2 separate regions of the Homo sapiens genome follow, and region 2 is linked to region 1. A link is a loop called in an ENCODE intact Hi-C map of the cell type or tissue named here. Cell type or tissue: spleen. All regions are shown on one strand.

What was found. Peaks named below come from ENCODE experiments on the same cell type or tissue, not always from the same donor. Only the 100,000 strongest peaks of a DNase experiment are listed, where the experiment ranks them.
Region 2: a loop joins it to region 1, with 4 times the contacts of the local background. A loop is called at or near these places in 60 of 110 quality-filtered maps.

Annotation. Positions count from the first base shown.
Region 1 is chr7:1,220,781-1,228,780 of GRCh38, forward strand. No RefSeq gene overlaps it. Among named protein-coding and RNA genes, the nearest start is that of UNCX, 8.1 kb to the right of the region's middle. RefSeq lists a silencer at 2,393-2,687 and an enhancer at 4,738-5,902. In spleen, CTCF peaks have their summits at 4,865 (motif pointing right) and 5,069; no DNase peak of the experiment used is centred here; H3K4me3 peaks cover 580 bases; H3K27me3 peaks cover 8,000 bases.
Region 2 is chr7:1,463,775-1,471,774 of GRCh38, forward strand. It overlaps INTS1 (integrator complex subunit 1), which reads right to left. Exons shown (of 48, transcript NM_001080453.3): 45 at 7,797-7,867; 46 at 7,359-7,450; 47 at 7,072-7,181; 48 at 6,503-6,918. The coding sequence ends at 6,803. MICALL2-DT (MICALL2 divergent transcript) reads left to right here. Exons shown (of 2, transcript XR_001745046.2): 2 at 68-812. Among named protein-coding and RNA genes, the nearest start is that of MICALL2-DT, 7.9 kb to the left of the region's middle. RefSeq lists enhancers at 1,881-2,576, 2,577-3,272, 6,057-6,752. In spleen, CTCF peaks have their summits at 3,136 and 3,335; a DNase peak (open chromatin) is centred at 3,150; H3K27ac peaks cover 2,105 bases.

The DNA.
Region 1 (8,000 bases):
ACCTCCGCCTCCCGGGTTCAAGTGATTCTCCCACCTCAGCCTCCCGAGTAGCTGGGATTATGGGCACGCACCACCATGTCCAGCTAATTTTTGTATTTTTAGTAGAGACGGAGTTTCACCGTGTTGGCCACGCTGGTATCAATCTCTTGACCTCATGATCTGCCCGCCTCAGCCTCCCAAACTGCTGGGATTACAGGCGTGAGCTACCGCACCTTTCTCTTAAGTGTGTTAAACTCCAAATCGAACCTGGTAAGGTAGTAGGAGGACACCAACCCAGCAGATACGGAATTGAGTCCTCAAGACCAGGGAGTGGCGGGGACGAGTAGGCCAAGAGGATCCTCCCCAGGGACCCCTCGGGGGCCGAGCTGGCCACACAGGAGGGGCCGGACTGAGAGGACAGTTGTGACCTTCAGCATGCTGGCAGCCACCCTGCGCCCACAGAATGCAGACACTGCCAGCAGAAGGGGCTGGGGAGATATGAGAACATGTCTGTAGACTCTGAAAAAAACAAGAGTGCTGATGTTTAAACCATATGGCGGGGGCTGAGGACACAGGGACGCAGAGCTCAGCTCCTGGTCCTTCCCCGCCTCCAGTTCCCAGGTAGCATTTCTTCCCTTGTTTCTTTCTCTCGTGTTGATCACAGGAGAAAGTATTTTCAGTCCTCACCCCCCGTTTCCTCATTTTATACTCCTTTCCAGACGGTAGGATCTCTTCTTGCAAAATTATCCTCGCCTAATCCATGGAGACAGAAAGTGGATTAGTGGTTGCCGGGGGCTGGGGGAGGGAGCTGGGGACGGAGAGTGACTGCTAATGGGTGCCAGGTCTCTTTTCGGGGTGATGAAAATGTTCCAGAACTGGATAGGGGTGGTGGTGACGCAGCTCTGGGGATGTATATACAGATGCCGAATTGTATGCTTTAAAAGGATGGATGTGATGGTGCCAGTGATATCTCAATAAAGCTGTTATTTTAAAAATAGGCCTTGGCCGGGCGCAGTGGCTCACACCTGTAATCCCAGCGCTTTGAGAGGCCAAGGTGGGTGGATCACGAGGTCAGGAGATCAAGACCAGCCTGACCAACATGGTGAAACCCCATCTCTACTAAAAATACAAAAAATTAGCCAGGTATGGTGACGCATGCCTGTAATCCCAGCTACTCAGGAGGCTGAGGCAGGAGAATCGCTTGAACCTGGGAGGCGGAGTTTGCAGTGAGCTGAGATCCCGCCACTGCACTCCAGTCTAATGACAGAGAGAGACTCCGTCTCACACACACACACACACAAAATCAGCCTTGCCTGTTGTTACAGTCCTATTACAATTGCTGAGACTGCGTGTCTTCAGCCTCTGGGTGGGAACTCACGTGAAGTTACTCCAGTGGTTCTGTGAGTTGCCCTCAAAGCTTTAATTCACCCCTAGCTTTTGCCTGAACACTCGTACAAGTTGGCCAGTATGGAAGACCCCCTGGTGTCCCATCCAGAGTCCACGTGCTAAAAGCTGCATCTGGGGCAGACACAGGCCTTGGATTTCTTTTCTTTTTTTTAGACAGTCTCACTCTGTTGCCCAGGCTGGAGTGCAGTGGTGTGATCTGAGCTTACTGCAACCTCCAACTTCTGGGTTCCAGCGATTCTCCTGCCTCAGCCTCCCGAATAGCTGGGATTACAGGTACCCACTACCATGCCTGGCTAATTTTTGTAGTTTTAATAGAGACAGGGTTTCACCACGTTGGCCAGACTGGTCTTGAACTCCTGACCTCAGGTGATCTGCCCACCTTGGCCTCCCAAAGTGCTGGGATTACAGGCGTGAGCTACTGTGCCTGGCCAGGGCTTGGATTTCTAAGTTGTCAAATGGGTTTATAAAAATCCTGTAGCAGGGCCAGGCGCGGTGGCTCACACCTGTAATCCCAGCACTTTGGGAGGCCGAGGCAGGCAGATCACAAGGTCAGGAGATTGAGACCATCCTGGCTAACACGGTGAAACCCCGTCTCTACTAAAAATACAAAAAATTAGCCGGGTGTGGTGGGCGCCTGTAGTCCCAGCTACTCAGGAGGCTGAGGCAGGAGAATGGTGTGAACCCAGGAGGTGGAGCTTACAGTGAGCCGAGATGGAGATCGCACCACTGCATTCCAGCCTGGGAGACGGGGTGAGACTCCGTCTCAAAAAAAAAAAAAAAAAAAAAAAAAAAAAAAAAAAAAAAACTCCAGTAGCAGAAAAACTGAAATGTGACTTGAGCCCCAGTCAAAGGGAGATAGGGAGACAGTGAAGACCCTGCTCTTTCTGAATCCTTAGAGCCCACCAGACCCTCTAAAAGGAATAATACAAAGACCCTCCTTTCACCAGATCAGCCGCAGGAAATGGCAGAACTCCCAGAATTGGGCCTCTGGTCCAAGGAGCGCAAGGGTGGAGCATGGAGAGGCCCATCAGGCATGGGAGGTCCTGGCAGAGGGGACTGGGAGGTCTGCATCGGCCTTGCTATGCCCTTTCTTGTTCTTGCAACTTCCTAATTTCAAACGTTTAATGAATTTGAAAAACAAGAAGATAACCCAGGCTGAGTTTGACACTGGAACCCCTTCACCCAGCCTGGACACAAGGTGTCCCCATCCTCCCGGGGACCAGCTCGGCGTCTCCTAGGATGGCTCTGCAGAGAGCATTGCAGAGTCATAGGACAGAAAATAAAAACAGGTCAGTGCTGGGTGAAAAAAGTTTTCTCTGAGCTGGACTCCTAGACTACACTGGCTAAGCACCCATGGGCATCTCAGCACCAGCTGGACTAATGTGAGGCCTCCTGCTGAGGTCCCAAGCCCCGCTTCAGAGAACAAGCCCCGCTTCAGAGAAAGGTGACCTTCGGGTGGCCTGTAGGATGACACTCAGGTGACCTCCACCTTCCTCCTGCCACAGCGGTCAGAAGAAGGCAGCCCTGGGAGGACCCCTCCGCCCAGGAGAGGGAAGATGCAGGCCGCACTGCAGAGACAGGCGGCTTGGAGGCTCCCCTCTGCCCCCAGCCCTCTCCAAGGAGCTGCCAGGCGTCAAGCTACTGCACAGGTCCCAGGGAAAGCCTCGACCCCTTCCTCTCCCATGAGCAGTAGTCGAAGAGGCTGCACGGAGGTCCCGGCCTCCGTGAGGGCGGTGGGTTGGAGAGGGCGCCTGGGGCCTCAGGACCCTGCTCCCTCCCGGGATTGTGGGTTTCCTGCCCCAAGGGTTTCGCGGCGTGGGCATGAGCGCTGGCATCTGCGCGCCCTGAGGTTCGGCCGCTGCGTGGCCTTCTCCGGGAGGTGGGGGGAATCCGAAGAGGTCCCACCCCAGGTTCGGTTCCCGGCTTCCTGGTCTTTGTTTACCAGGCTCCGAGGAGGACCTGCCTCTCTCCTCCCGCAGCCCTGGGCCCCCCACTCGACAGTTTCACATCCAGGGAGGGACAAAGGGGGACGCGGCCGGATTAGCTTTCGCAGCGCGCGGTGCGTTCCCGGGGTGCAGCTGCTTCGGGGCCCCTGCCAAGGCTCCGGCTTCTGCAGGCGGGACTCGGGCTCGGGCCACCACCGCGAGCACTTTCCTGGCCAGCTCCGTTCCCGCCCCATCGGGCCGGGCCGGGCCGAGCTGAGCGGGGCGCGGAGACCGCGGCGGACGGTGGGGAGAGCGCGCGCGCGTCCATCCGATTTCAGGCCTTTGTTGCCGGAGCCTCGTGCCGATGGGTTAATGGGGCAGAAGAGATCGGTGAAGGGCGACAGAAGCGGCCTTTGAAAGAGGGTGTCAGCGCGGGGCAGCGAGACAAAGGCCAAAACACACACGGGCGGAGAGGGACAGATGGGGACGGGCGAGGGAAAACAATTAGGCCGCAAGTGCGGGGGCGGGGCGCGGCTCCATCGTTTTCCAGTTAACCAGGCCTGGCCGGCGCGGGCCCCACGCCCCAGGCTGGAGCGGTGCCGAAGCGCAGAGCAGACCGGCTTCTGCTGCGTGCGCGAGTCCTGCACCCCGGCCTGCACCCCGCCCTGACCCCTCCACTCCGTGCAGGGGGTGGGGGCAGAAGGGGGCAGGGGAGAGGGAGGGAGGGATGGATGGATGGATGGATGAGTGAGTGAATGAATGAATGAATGAATGAATGAATCCCCCTGCCCGTAAATAACAGAAGAGCTGCGTCCCGGTGCCGGGGGTTGGAGCGGAAGGAGGGGCAGGGGAGAGGGAGGGAGGGATGGATGGATGAGTGAGTGAGTGAGTGAGTGAGTGAGTGAATGAGTGAATGAATGAATGAATGAATGGATGAATCCCCCTGCCCATAAATAACAGAAGAGCTGCGTCCCGGTGCCCGGGGTTGGAGCGGAAGGAGGGGCAGGGGAGAGGGAGGGGTGGATGGATGGATGAGTGAGTGAGTGAGTGAGTGAATGAATGGATGAATGAATGAATCCCCCTGCCCGTAAATAACAGAAGAGCTGCGTCCCGGTGCCCGGGGTGGGGGCAGAAGGAGGGGCAGGGGAGAGGGAGGGATGGATGAGTGAATGAGTGAATGAATGAATGAATGGATGGATGAATGAATGAATCCCCTTGACAGTAAATTACAGAAGAGCTGCGTCCCGGTGCCTGGAGTGGCGGCAGAAGGAGGGGCAGGGGAGAGGGAGGGAGGGAGGGAGGGATGGATGAGTGAGTGAGTGAATGAGTGAATGAATGGGTGAATGAATGAATGAATCCCCCTGCCCGTAAATAACAAGAGCTGCGTCCTGGCGGCTGACCGTAGCCACCCCGTGTCTCCCTGCGGGATGACCTGAGAGCGTTTCCTGGAAGCCGCGCAGCCCCTCTCCCGGCCTCCACCATCGGGGCCGCTCACCCTCTGGGGACTCTGGCCCCGGGACCCCGGGATCCAGGCCCGGTGCGCGCGGCTCCGGCCCCGAGCGCGCTGTCCAGGCTGGATCCCCACCAGGCGGCGCTGCGCCCCTCCGAGCCCGCCCGGCCGCGCTCTGCAAACCGATGCTGTTTAATTAACGTGCAAATTGAGTAGATTAAATGACTCTAAATAATTAGCCACAGATCCTACAAACAGGATAACAGATTTAATTAAGCAGCGATATAGATTTTGGAAACTGTTAATGTATTTTTAGAATGGCAGCTCAGATCCTTCACTTTTCCCCCCTAACTTCAAACATGTAACTACGGCCCTCCGAACGTGGATAAATATCTGGAAACAAGATTACGCCTGTTAACTTCAACTAATAGAAATGTGGGTTTAACAGGAACTTGCACGGCTCCGGCGCCGGCGCCGCTGCAGCCCGCGTGGCCCGGGCCGGGCCGGTTCTGTTTGGCTTTGTTGTTCTTGGTGCGCGCGGTCTGGCGCCTGGGCCCTGGGCAGAGAGGGTCAGAACATACAGGAGGAAGGGGAAGGGAGAAGGTGAGTGAAAAATACAATCCAATTTCATTATATCAATCACATTTAATTGGCAATTTGTACGAGCAATGACCGGGCTGGCTTTAGGTAAAACTATTAGACGACAGGCGGATGTGCTACTAAAACTCTTGGTTAGTTAATTAGTGTCTGAACTGCGGAGGGAAAGGATCCTAGATTTACTCTCTACAAAGAGAGAGCAGCCCAGACAATTCATTAGGCAGGCGGCTTGTAAATTAGAGCTAAGTTAACCTGATTTCCCTTAATTAAAACATCTTTTCTCGTTTACGATGTGGATATAAGTAGATCTCCAGGGTTTTGAATTTTCTGCAACAGCAGATGGTCAGCTAGAAGCAGATAATAGTTAACGCTTTCTCTCTACCAGATCTGAACAACGTGAGCCGCCGGCCCATCTGAGGATTAAAAGGAGCCATAACAAAGAGTGTTAACCCTTCGCAGTCTTCCAGCTCCCCAGACTCCAAGGGCGGAGCTGCCCCTGGCCTGGGGGCACCAATAGGGCACCGGTGACCAGGACTGCAGATCCCCTGGACCTCTGAGGCAGAGGGAGAGGGGCCTGGGGTGTCGGGGAAAGTGTCCACGGGCTGTCCTCCGGCGAAGGGGGATGTTGGGAGGAGGGACGCTGACTGCTGCCTGGTGGGCTGGCACAATGAGGTGGCCGCCCCAGACTTCCACAGATGGGGCTCTCAGTGCCTGGCCACTGCCTGTCCCGCCAGCCCTCTGCTTGTCACAGCCTGAGCGACTTTTCCTGTGCCCTCCGGCCTCCAGCCCTAGCCCTGGTGCTGGGGCCCAGCCTGGGGGCGAATGGCTGGCCTGGGCCCAACGGACCTTCACACCTTCTCACACTGTGGGCTGGCACCACCATATAGCTGCTCCCTGGATTCTGGTACCCTCCGAGAGGTGTGGGGAGGAGACCCTGCAGCTGTGGGGACCGTCAGTGGGGTCCTCAGCTGTCTGCTGGTCTAGGTTTCTTCCCTAGTGCAAGAGGACTGGAGGCCTAGGGCCTAGGAGCTTTTAGGCCAACCTCCCCAACAAAGTCAGGCAGGGCCTGGGAAGGGCTAGCGGAGGCTCAGAACATCCCCCTGAACCACCTTCACGGGCTCCCACTGAGACCCAGGCCGGTGTCCATGGCCACAGACTTCAGAGGAGCTAGCGCGAAGGCCAGCTCCGCTTAAAACAACAGAGGAAGGCCCCCCGCCGGGCAGCCCCTTCTCCTCCTGGCCACATTCTGCCACTGGACCCCAGCTGAGTAGCTGGGAGGCTCCGGTCCCTCTGAGCTGGCAAGGCCCCACCGCAAACACAAAGCCGGCCACATCCCTCAGGCCCCTGCCTGCCTCCCCGCCCTGGGAGACCTGTACCCCCACCTCAGCCTGGGTCCGTGGGACCCGCTTTGGCCTGCACCCCACCTGGAGGCCTGGGGCTACCATCTTGGTGGCGTGGGTGAAAGAAGCCACCTGGATCCCGGCCGGGGAACTTGGCCCAAGGGGACTTGGGCTCTGGCCGTCTAGTGGGGAGGCGAGGCGGTTACAAATGGCTCACAGGAGGGTAACGCGGCGCAGATTGAGTTTATAAAATACAAGGCAAACACTGGAGCTAAAATTTTATTGTTGATAAAATATTAACCTCCTTATTACTTTCATCGCACTTTCAAATAAAGCACAGCAAATTAGAAGCAGCCTCTGAAACAAATCCATGGGTGATTAAATCAGGGGATGAGTTAGGAGAAGGGGAAAGTTGAGAAAGAGGAAGATGGAGACTGGGGCGAGGGAGGGGAGGGAAGTGGCAGGCGTGGGGAGGCAGCCTGGGGTGGAAATGGGAGAGGGGCCCTTCCTGGCCTGCCCCGGGAGAGAAGGCTGCAGCAACTCCCGGAGGAGTGGAAAGGCGAGCGGTGGGAAGTGCAGGAGAGAGAGAACTCTGCAGGAGGGAGCTCTGGGGAGTGCAGGGGCGTGAAACAAGGAATCAGTCGGGAGCAAGACGTCTTCAGAAACGGGGGTGTGTGGGGGGCGTAATAAAAAAGCTTTCTCTTGTCTCTTTGTATTGGGTGACATGTTGGAGGTTTTTTTGTGCCTGAAAAAAGTTATAAAATTTGGATTAAAATCTTCAGGCCTATGGGTTGCCTCCTGCCCCTCAATGAAGAATTCTAAAACTGTTTTTACCAGCAGAGAAATGAAGCTGATTTCCAATTCAAATCTCCCGTCTCCCTCTCCCTCTCAGCACTCTGAAGGTGTTGCAGAAATGAAATGGGGGTTATCTGAAGATTTGGTTACATTTTCTCTCTCATTGTGTTAAATTACTAAATTGAAGTTTTATAATAAGGAATAAGTCAAATTGCAAACCCCCATCAAATGGAGCTGTGATTAACAGAAAATGCAGGCAGCGAAAATGCAAATGGCTCCGCACAAAGAGCTTCTCACAAATTGGCGTCACCATTTCTCAAATTATATCATTACTATATTTTGAAAATGTTAATCTGTTGAGCGGATTTCCCGGGGGAGTAGAGTAAATTAGTTCCATTTCCGAACTGCCTCTCTGCTCTGGCACCGAGTCGACAAGCACCTCCGATTTCCTGATTACAATTAGACTCCTGATTTGGGCTCCTTCAAGCATTGATAATTTTCGGCATA
Region 2 (8,000 bases), 240 kb after region 1:
GTGGGGACCCAGGTGCCACACCCGGAGGGGTGGGGCAGGCTTATGAGGGGTTGACTCCTTCCACCAGTGGATTCAACCCTGAACGTCACCTGACCAAGGCTGCTGGGCCAAGCTGGAACAGAATCGGATCCTTGAGTCTGGGAGGCGGAGGCGGTTCGGGAATGCAGAGGGCGTGAGAGAGAACCAAGGGAGGTGTCCTGGCCGAGTGGTGTTTCCCGCGGGACTTCTCAGAGCCTTCATCACCTGATACGCACCTCCACTCTTCCAGGGAGAGGACACACTGCACAGTGGTTCCCAAACTGACTTGCCCACAGGACCCCTGTGGACGGTTGTGGGGCACCACGTCAGCCCCCCTGCAGAGCGTGGAAGGGACGTTGCCCTCCCCACCCCCAAGGCTGCCATCAACCAATGCCATCCCTACTGCCCCCGGCAGGACAGGGAGCTGGAAGCTGTGACACCCCATTTTAAGGGGCCACCCATTAATTAATTAGGCTCCATGAATAATGCATGCCACCTTGGGTATATTAATAGCATATTTATATGGTGTGCTATGGGGAGTATACATTCTCGTCTGAACACCTCACAAATAATTCACGACACCGCTCCTTCCCCAGCCTCCAGGAGATCCTGGCCGGTGCTGCGGCTGGGGCTGGTGGGCTGCTTCCCACAGCCAAATTTTACATTTCATTATAAATGGCTTTGCTAGGCATGTCGGTAACTCGTGCATTTCCATCCACTTTATTATTAATGGCTTTGCTGAACTGTAGCAGCCCAACGCCGCGCACAGTGCGTTATAAATATTTGATCCGGCATCTATGGTCTGCCATTTATCATTTATAACGGGTTACAAAAACATTATAAAACATTTACTGCACATTTATAGATCATTTTCGACTACCACCAAAATGTGTTATAAATACATTATTAATCCTCTCCACGCCATTTATAGGAATCCCTTGTAACGGGGTCCAGACCCACCCCGCCCTCCCCCCCCCCCCCACCTTCAAGGAGCACAGAGTTTGCAAGGGGGCTGACAGGTGTCGCCGGGTGGCGGGACCGGGGCAGAGAAGCCAGCCTGCCTCTGATTGCTGTGTGTCCTTGGCCAGATCATGGCACCTCTCTGTTCAGAGGAGAAAGAGAACAGTGCAGATGCCTGGCCCTCAGCACCTACTGTGTGTCACACAGGTTGTTCACTGCCCCCAAGTCTCAGGCAGTTTTTTGTTTTTTATTTTTTTGAGACGGAGTCTCACTCTGTCGCTGAGGCTGGAGTGCAGTGGCGTGATCTTGGCTCATCGCAACCTCTGCCTCCCGGGTTTCAAAGGATTCTCCTGCCTCAGCCTCCCAAGTAGCTGGGATTATAGGCATGCACCACCACACCCAGCTGATTTTTGTATTTTTAGTAGAGACGGGGTTTCACTATGTTGGCCAGGCTGGTCTCAAACTCCTGACCTCAGCTGATCCACCCGCCTCGGTCTCCCAAAGTGCTGGGATTACAGGTGTGAGCCACCGCACCCAGCCTTGTTTTTATTTTCTGAGATGAAGTCTTGCTCTCACCCAGGCTGAAGCGCAGTGGTGCTATCTCAGTGATCTCGGCTCACTGCAGCCTCCGCCTCTCGGGTTCAAGTGATTCTCCCACCTCAGCATCCGAGTAGCTGGGATTACAGGCGCGCACCACCATGCCCAGTGCATTTTTAGTAGAGACGGGGTTTTGCCATGTTGGCCAGGCTGGTCTCGAACTCCTGACTTCAGCTGATCTGCCCACCTCGGCCTCCCAAAGTGCTGGGATTACAGGCGTGAGCCACCGCACCCGGCCTCAGGCATTACCTTGATGCCCACTTCACAGGTGAGGAATCAAGCTCAGAAAAGGGCAGCGATTTGTCCAAGGCCAGTGGGGAGCAGGCGTTAGAACCCTGGGGTCGGTCCTGCCTCGTGTCACCCACCTGCCCAGGCCTGCAGCCACAGGCTATGGCCCCCGCTGACAGGACTCTGGATGGGGCCCCCGGGGTCCTGGCTGGAATGCTGACTAGGGATGAAGGAGGCCTAAAGGGTGTTTGGGATCCAGCAGCCCCTCCACCGTATCCCAGCTCTGGAGGCCCCTGGGCCCTGTGTCCCCAAGGACTCTATGTTCCCCGGAGCTGGGGCGCCAGCAGTAGCCTGGTGTGCAGAGCACTGTGGTCAGCACCGCCCTCACCAGGCCCCTGCGTTTTCCATCTTAGGGAGGGCGCATGGCTGCCTCCTGGCTCCCTCCCCTCCCAGGGCCCGTCTCCCTACTATAGGATGAGTGCCCGAGGAGCCCTCTGTGTGTCAGGCCTGTCCCCTGTGCCCCCCGAGGCTTGCAGGCTCCTACAGGCCTGGCTTCACAGCAGGAGGACACCAGTGGGAAAAGAGGGCGCCGGACCCTTCCCTCCGCCTGCCCTGCTGGTGGTCAGCCAGAGCCCTGTGCCCCGCTACAAGTGGATGGGCCCAACTCCTCCCCACCGCTCAAGACCCAGCCCGCCATGCCACCTTCCCTCAACAGCCCTTCCTAACTTCCACAGAGAGGGTGCCCACCACACCCTGGCGGAGGCCTACTGGGGTCCAACCCTGAGTCCCCCGTGAGCCCAGCAGGGCCCGCCATGGGGTGTCCTTTTGGGCCTGGCCCAGTGAGGGGGTTTGGAAAGAACTGGGACGTCCAGTTCTGCCTGCCCATGCTCAGCTTCCTACAGGCCACTTCCCAGGACAGAGGGGCTGCTGTCCCCAGAGGAGGCTTCAGCCATACCCTTCTCTTCAGAAGCACCTGGAATGACCCCAACCGCTGGCTGGGCCTGGGCCTAATTGGGTCAGGGGTCTGGGTTGCTCTGAGGAAGGGAGCTGGGGGAGGCCCAGGCCCCCCAAGCAGCTCCTGCCCTGCACCCTACCTGCCACATGACCTCGGGCCACTGTCTGGGCTTCCCGGGGTGAATGGGGGAGACACCTCATGGGGAGACCTGCACTCCTGCTGCCGAGGGCGCTCAGGCCCCAGGTGCCCACACTCAGCCTGTGGCTGCCACCGTCTGGCCTGTTTGAAGGTCAGGGTCCATCCCCAGCCAGAGCTGAAAATGAAACCCAGAAGCACTTGTTTTGAGACTGAAGCAGCAAGTGAGCTTGTCACTATGGCATCCCCCGGCCCCGCCCCGTCCCCGCCTGGAGAAGGCAGCCCGGGACTGCCGGGAACCACTGGGAGGGGCTGGGACCCTGCCTGGCCTGGCTCAGACATACTCCTGGGCCTCCCTCCACTCCTGAAAGGAAGGGAACTGTGGAGTCTGGGCTGGACCCTCTGAGTCCTGGGCTCTAGTGGTCACCCTGGGCGAGGGGCTCACAGCCACAGCCACACAGGAAGGTGCTGATCCCAGATCCTCCACTGTTCCAGAACAGACGGCCCGGGACCTGCCAGCAGCCACCCAGTGGCACAGGGGTCCTGCTGGGTGCCCCACACGGCTGGTTCCCAGGGTCCCTGGGCCCAGTGGCCGTGGTGAGGAACTTGGGGAGCCGGAGGGAGGGAGAGGCCAGGCGTGGATCGTGGCCTGACCCAGGGCTCCCTGGTCCATTTCGCAGCCCCCTGTCCAACCTGGGGTCGGCACCGTCATTCCAACACCCACACTTCTGCTCACACCGGCCCCTGCCAGGTGCCCGCCGCAGGCACAGATTCCAGTCTACCCATTTCTCTGTCCAGGCGCAGTCAAGTTTCCCTCTCAGGCGTCTTCCCCATCTTTCCCAGCACAGATCGCAGAGGCCTCTCACCTCTGGGACACAGAACCTGGGGTCCACCCCGGCAGCCAAGGCCAGACATGCCCCCTGGGGCTCCCCTTATGGTGGGGACAGGCCTGGGACACCCTCTAGAGGTTATGGAAGCCCTTGGCCAGGTAGAGGCTAAGTTTGCCCCACGGGTGCCACAATTGTCAGCCCTAAGGCCCTGGGCCAGGCAGAGACTGTTTGCCCCACGGGTGTCGTAATTGTGAGCCACCAAGGCCCCGGGCCCTGGGATCATCACCCTGGGGTGGGTGGGTGGGGTCTCAGGCACGCCTGGCACATCCTGGCCCCAATTGGCACACACACCAGAGCCGATACCCCTCACCTGAGCCCTTGCCACCCGCCAGGCCAGCTACTTCCCCCGGATGCCTCTGCTTAGCTTAACCTCTGCTGCCTCCTGGGCGGGAGTGAACACAGGCCCAGGCAGCAAGAGGCCCAGAGGGTCCCAGGCCCCAGGATCAGGGCCCTGCCCTCAGCACCCTCCCCATCCTCCTTCCCCATGCCTGGTCCACGACCCCAGCCAACGTCCTGGGGCTCTACCTGTCACAGGCTGCTCTGAGCCAGATACACGCACCCCCATGAAGGGCCCAGGCTTGCACCCAGCTGGGACACACGGACTGGCCTCCGGGCCTGGCAGCAGTGTCCTTCCCTTTCCCTGTCCTCAACCCAGGCACTGGATTCTGGGCCCACAGAGCTCGGACCTCCCTCCCTCCCTGATCAGACCCTGAGGCGGGCAGGCCTCGGCTGGAAGGACCCCCACCCCGCAGCCTGGCTGGAGTGATGTCAGGAGAGCAGAGGACCAGAGGCTGGCGAGGCTGCAGCAGGCTCCGGACTGTGGGGTGTGGAAAGCCAACCTGGAGGAGGTTCCCCAGGAGCCCACAGAGGGTGTAACATCGGGTAAGGGTGGCTCCTGGCTGGAGGGGACGCGGCGACACAGCTGGGGTGTTGCACCTGGGGAGAAGGGTCGGGATCCCGAAGGTGTGGACTGGCAAAGGCCCCACATCCAGGCCCGGGAGAGGCAGCCTGGCCCTCAGGAGGCTGGGGTTTGGGTGTGGGGCATACAGCAGGCACTGGGGCCGGAGGGCTTGGTGGGCCCGTGCTCACTCGGTCTCAGATGAGATCGGGTCATGTCCCCGCCAAGCCCTAGCACGCTTCTGTCCTCTAAGACTCGGATGGACACGGGCCCTGACGTTGATCCCTGAGCCGGCACAGCCTGCACACACCCACCCCGTATGAGGATGCCTCCCTGCATCCACGCCCCACCCCTGGGGGCTGGGGAGGCATCCACATCCCTGCCCTGCATCTGCTGAGCCTCCAGGGCCCTTTCCCACTGCACAAACCTTGGGCCCTGCTTCCACTCAGCCCAGCCCCACCCTGGGGCAGCCCATGGCTCCAGGGCCCCAGGGCTCAAATCTCGGCCCTGCCCCTTATCCGCGCAGAGGTAGGAGAGCCAACCACAGAGCAGGAAGGGCCTCACCCCACACCCCGGCCTGTTAGGCCTCCTCACTGCTGTCCCTGTCCCTAACCCTAACACACATTCAGACCCAGGGCAGAGGTGCCCGCACCAAGGGCCTGAAGGCAACGCACTAAGGGCAAGGGTGGGGGAGGGCGGCCGCGCACAGCTGGGATGGAGGCGGCTCAGCGGCCCATGGGCCTCCAAGTCACTCCCAGAGCAGCCTCCCAGTCCCCCGGAGCCACAGGAGCCAGCTGTGGACAGGCACGCCTGGTGACAGACCCGGCACTGGCTCACCCCACCCGGGACCTGGTCCCCGGCCCTGTGCAGCCTGGAAGAATCCGAGGGTGGGCAGGCGGGTGCAGGAGTGCCCAGGGGCCCGGGCAGGTGGTGCAGGTGTGCAGGCCAGGGGCTGGGCTGGGAGGCTGTGGGCCTGGAGCCCAGCTGCCCCCTTGCTGGGTGCTGTTGCGGGGCATCCCCCAAGGCCACAGCATCACTAGAACCTTGAGGCCTCGCGCCACCTGGGCTTGCAGGAGGGCCTGGGTCAGCTTCTTAGCCACAGCGGCTGGGGTGGAGGGCAGCCGGGGCCTGGCTGACCTGGGAGCACTCATGGGGAACCGGGAGAGCACGGGTCCCATCTGTGTGCTGGAAAGACCCCGGTGCAGCGAGGACAGAGGGGTGGGCGGCTCTAACCCCAACCTGGCTGGGAGGGAGGAGAGTGCACTGCGGGCCAGCAAACAGGGCCCCATGCCAAGCTCCGCCCCGCATGCACTAGGACCCTCCCAGACCCTCCCCTGGGAGCTGGTGCCTGCAAAGGCAGGACGAGCAGCACCACCGGCTACTCGGACTCTTCTGGAATGGGACCCCAACTCAGCTCCCACAGAGGGACGCCCACAGTTGAGGCTCTCAGGGCCTTGTTGATCCTTTTAGTGCAGGAGAGAGAGACCAGTCAGCTGGGCCAGTCCCCCACGCAGCCTGACAAGGCCGGACTCACTCAACAGAGGCCGACCCCGTGGGCAGAGGACTTGAGGCCCGGCAGGGCCCAGGGCCGGCACTCGACAGGGAGACCATGACGTGGGGCGGGGGCGGCCAAGTGGGCAGCATCCCCCGACCCTCAACACCTGCGGGAACTGCTGGCCCAAGGGAGAGCCCAGCCTGGCCCTGGTCTCCACCACCCCGGACCCTGCTCAACTCCCTGCACTGTGGGGCTGGGAAGCCAAGGCCAGGGTCCTTGAGGCTCTCACTGGCCAGAGGGCGACATGGGACACCAGAGAGCACACAGACAGTTCAGGTCGTTTCATTCAAAACCAGCCCAGGCCATGCCCGGGGGGATCCGCCGCTCCGCGGCAGGGCTGTGGCCCAGAAGGTGAATGAGGGCTTGCTGGACGGCCCCTGATGCCAGCGGCCGGCCCGGAGCCACCCCAGGGCTCGGAGTATTGCTCCTGGGCCTGCCTGGCCTCAGGGCTCGGCGCCCTCACCTCCTCGGACAGACCAGCAACGCCCACGCTTCCTGGGCTTTGCCTCGAGGATCCCCGGGGACGGGACGGGCCGGGGCTTGGAGGGGGGTCGGCTGCCACAGGCTCACATCACGGCCTCCATATGCAGGATCCTCAGGGCCTCGGAGATCTGCGCGCTGGGGTCCATCTGGCCGTACATGCCCACCAGGAAGGCCCGGTGGAGCAGCACAGCCGCGTGCTCTGTGGGGGAAACGGGGCCCTGCACGTCACGCTGGCCACAACATCCTGGCCGCAGTGACCAGACCTCGGGACTCCCAAGAGCCAGCCCTCGGGGGACGCACCTCCGGCCTCCCCGAGGGCTGCCAGGGCCCTGGGCGGGGGGCCAGTCCTCACCTTGGCACAGGAGAGCGTACTCAGGCAGGTTCCGGAGGGCCGTCTGCACCACCTCAAAGTCCTGGCTGCCCAGGCAGTACATGAACGTGGGCAGGAAAGCGGCTGCAATGCTGAAAGACCCACACACTTCAGTGGGAACCTCCACCCTGTGCCCACGCCAGACCCCCACCCGACAGGGCGAGCTGAGCCGCCTGGAAGCCTGGTCTGGCCACCAGGCGGGTCAAGCGGTGACCTGGGTTAGCAGGGCCCAGCGGTGGCGGCGGGACAGAGGCCGGCGGTGGCCTCACCTGGGGCTGTTCTGCATGGAGCGCAGGGCCAGGCTGAAGGCGAGGTTGCGGCAACACTCCTCGGCCGAGCTCATCAGCCGCTGCAGGTTGGTCTGACCGGGGGAAAGGTGGGAGGTGTGTGACCAAGGGGTCCAGCCCCCATCAAGGCCCCTTCACCTCTTGGTCTCGTGATGGTTGGCGGCAACGGCAGGGACCCTAGGCCCCTATCCAGAAGGCAGGACGCACGTGCCACTGGCCGGTCCCAGCCCGGGGCTGAAGGCAGGCCTGCTCTGGCGGCGGCTTGACTGTGAACACCTGGGCTGGGGCCCCCACCCGAAGCCCAGCCTCAGAGGACTCCCTGGGGCTCAGCGCGGGCACGCCATGTTGGGGTGGTGGCCCTGCTGGGGTTCCCCAAGGGAGTGGCTCCTCCCAGCTCTCCCTCAGCCCCATCCAGCTCACCGAGAAGAAGCTCAGGATCTCGGGTCTCCGCCGGGACATCTCGTCTATGTCACTCAGAACCTCCAGCAGATCTGACACAGAGAGAGGGCCAGACCAGAACTGAAGGGCCCAGGCAGACCTCTGCCCACCCCACCCCAGCCACCCAGAGGGGGCAAGGCCCCGAGCACCACAGGACAGAAAGCACTGGAAAGCATGAGCCCAGTG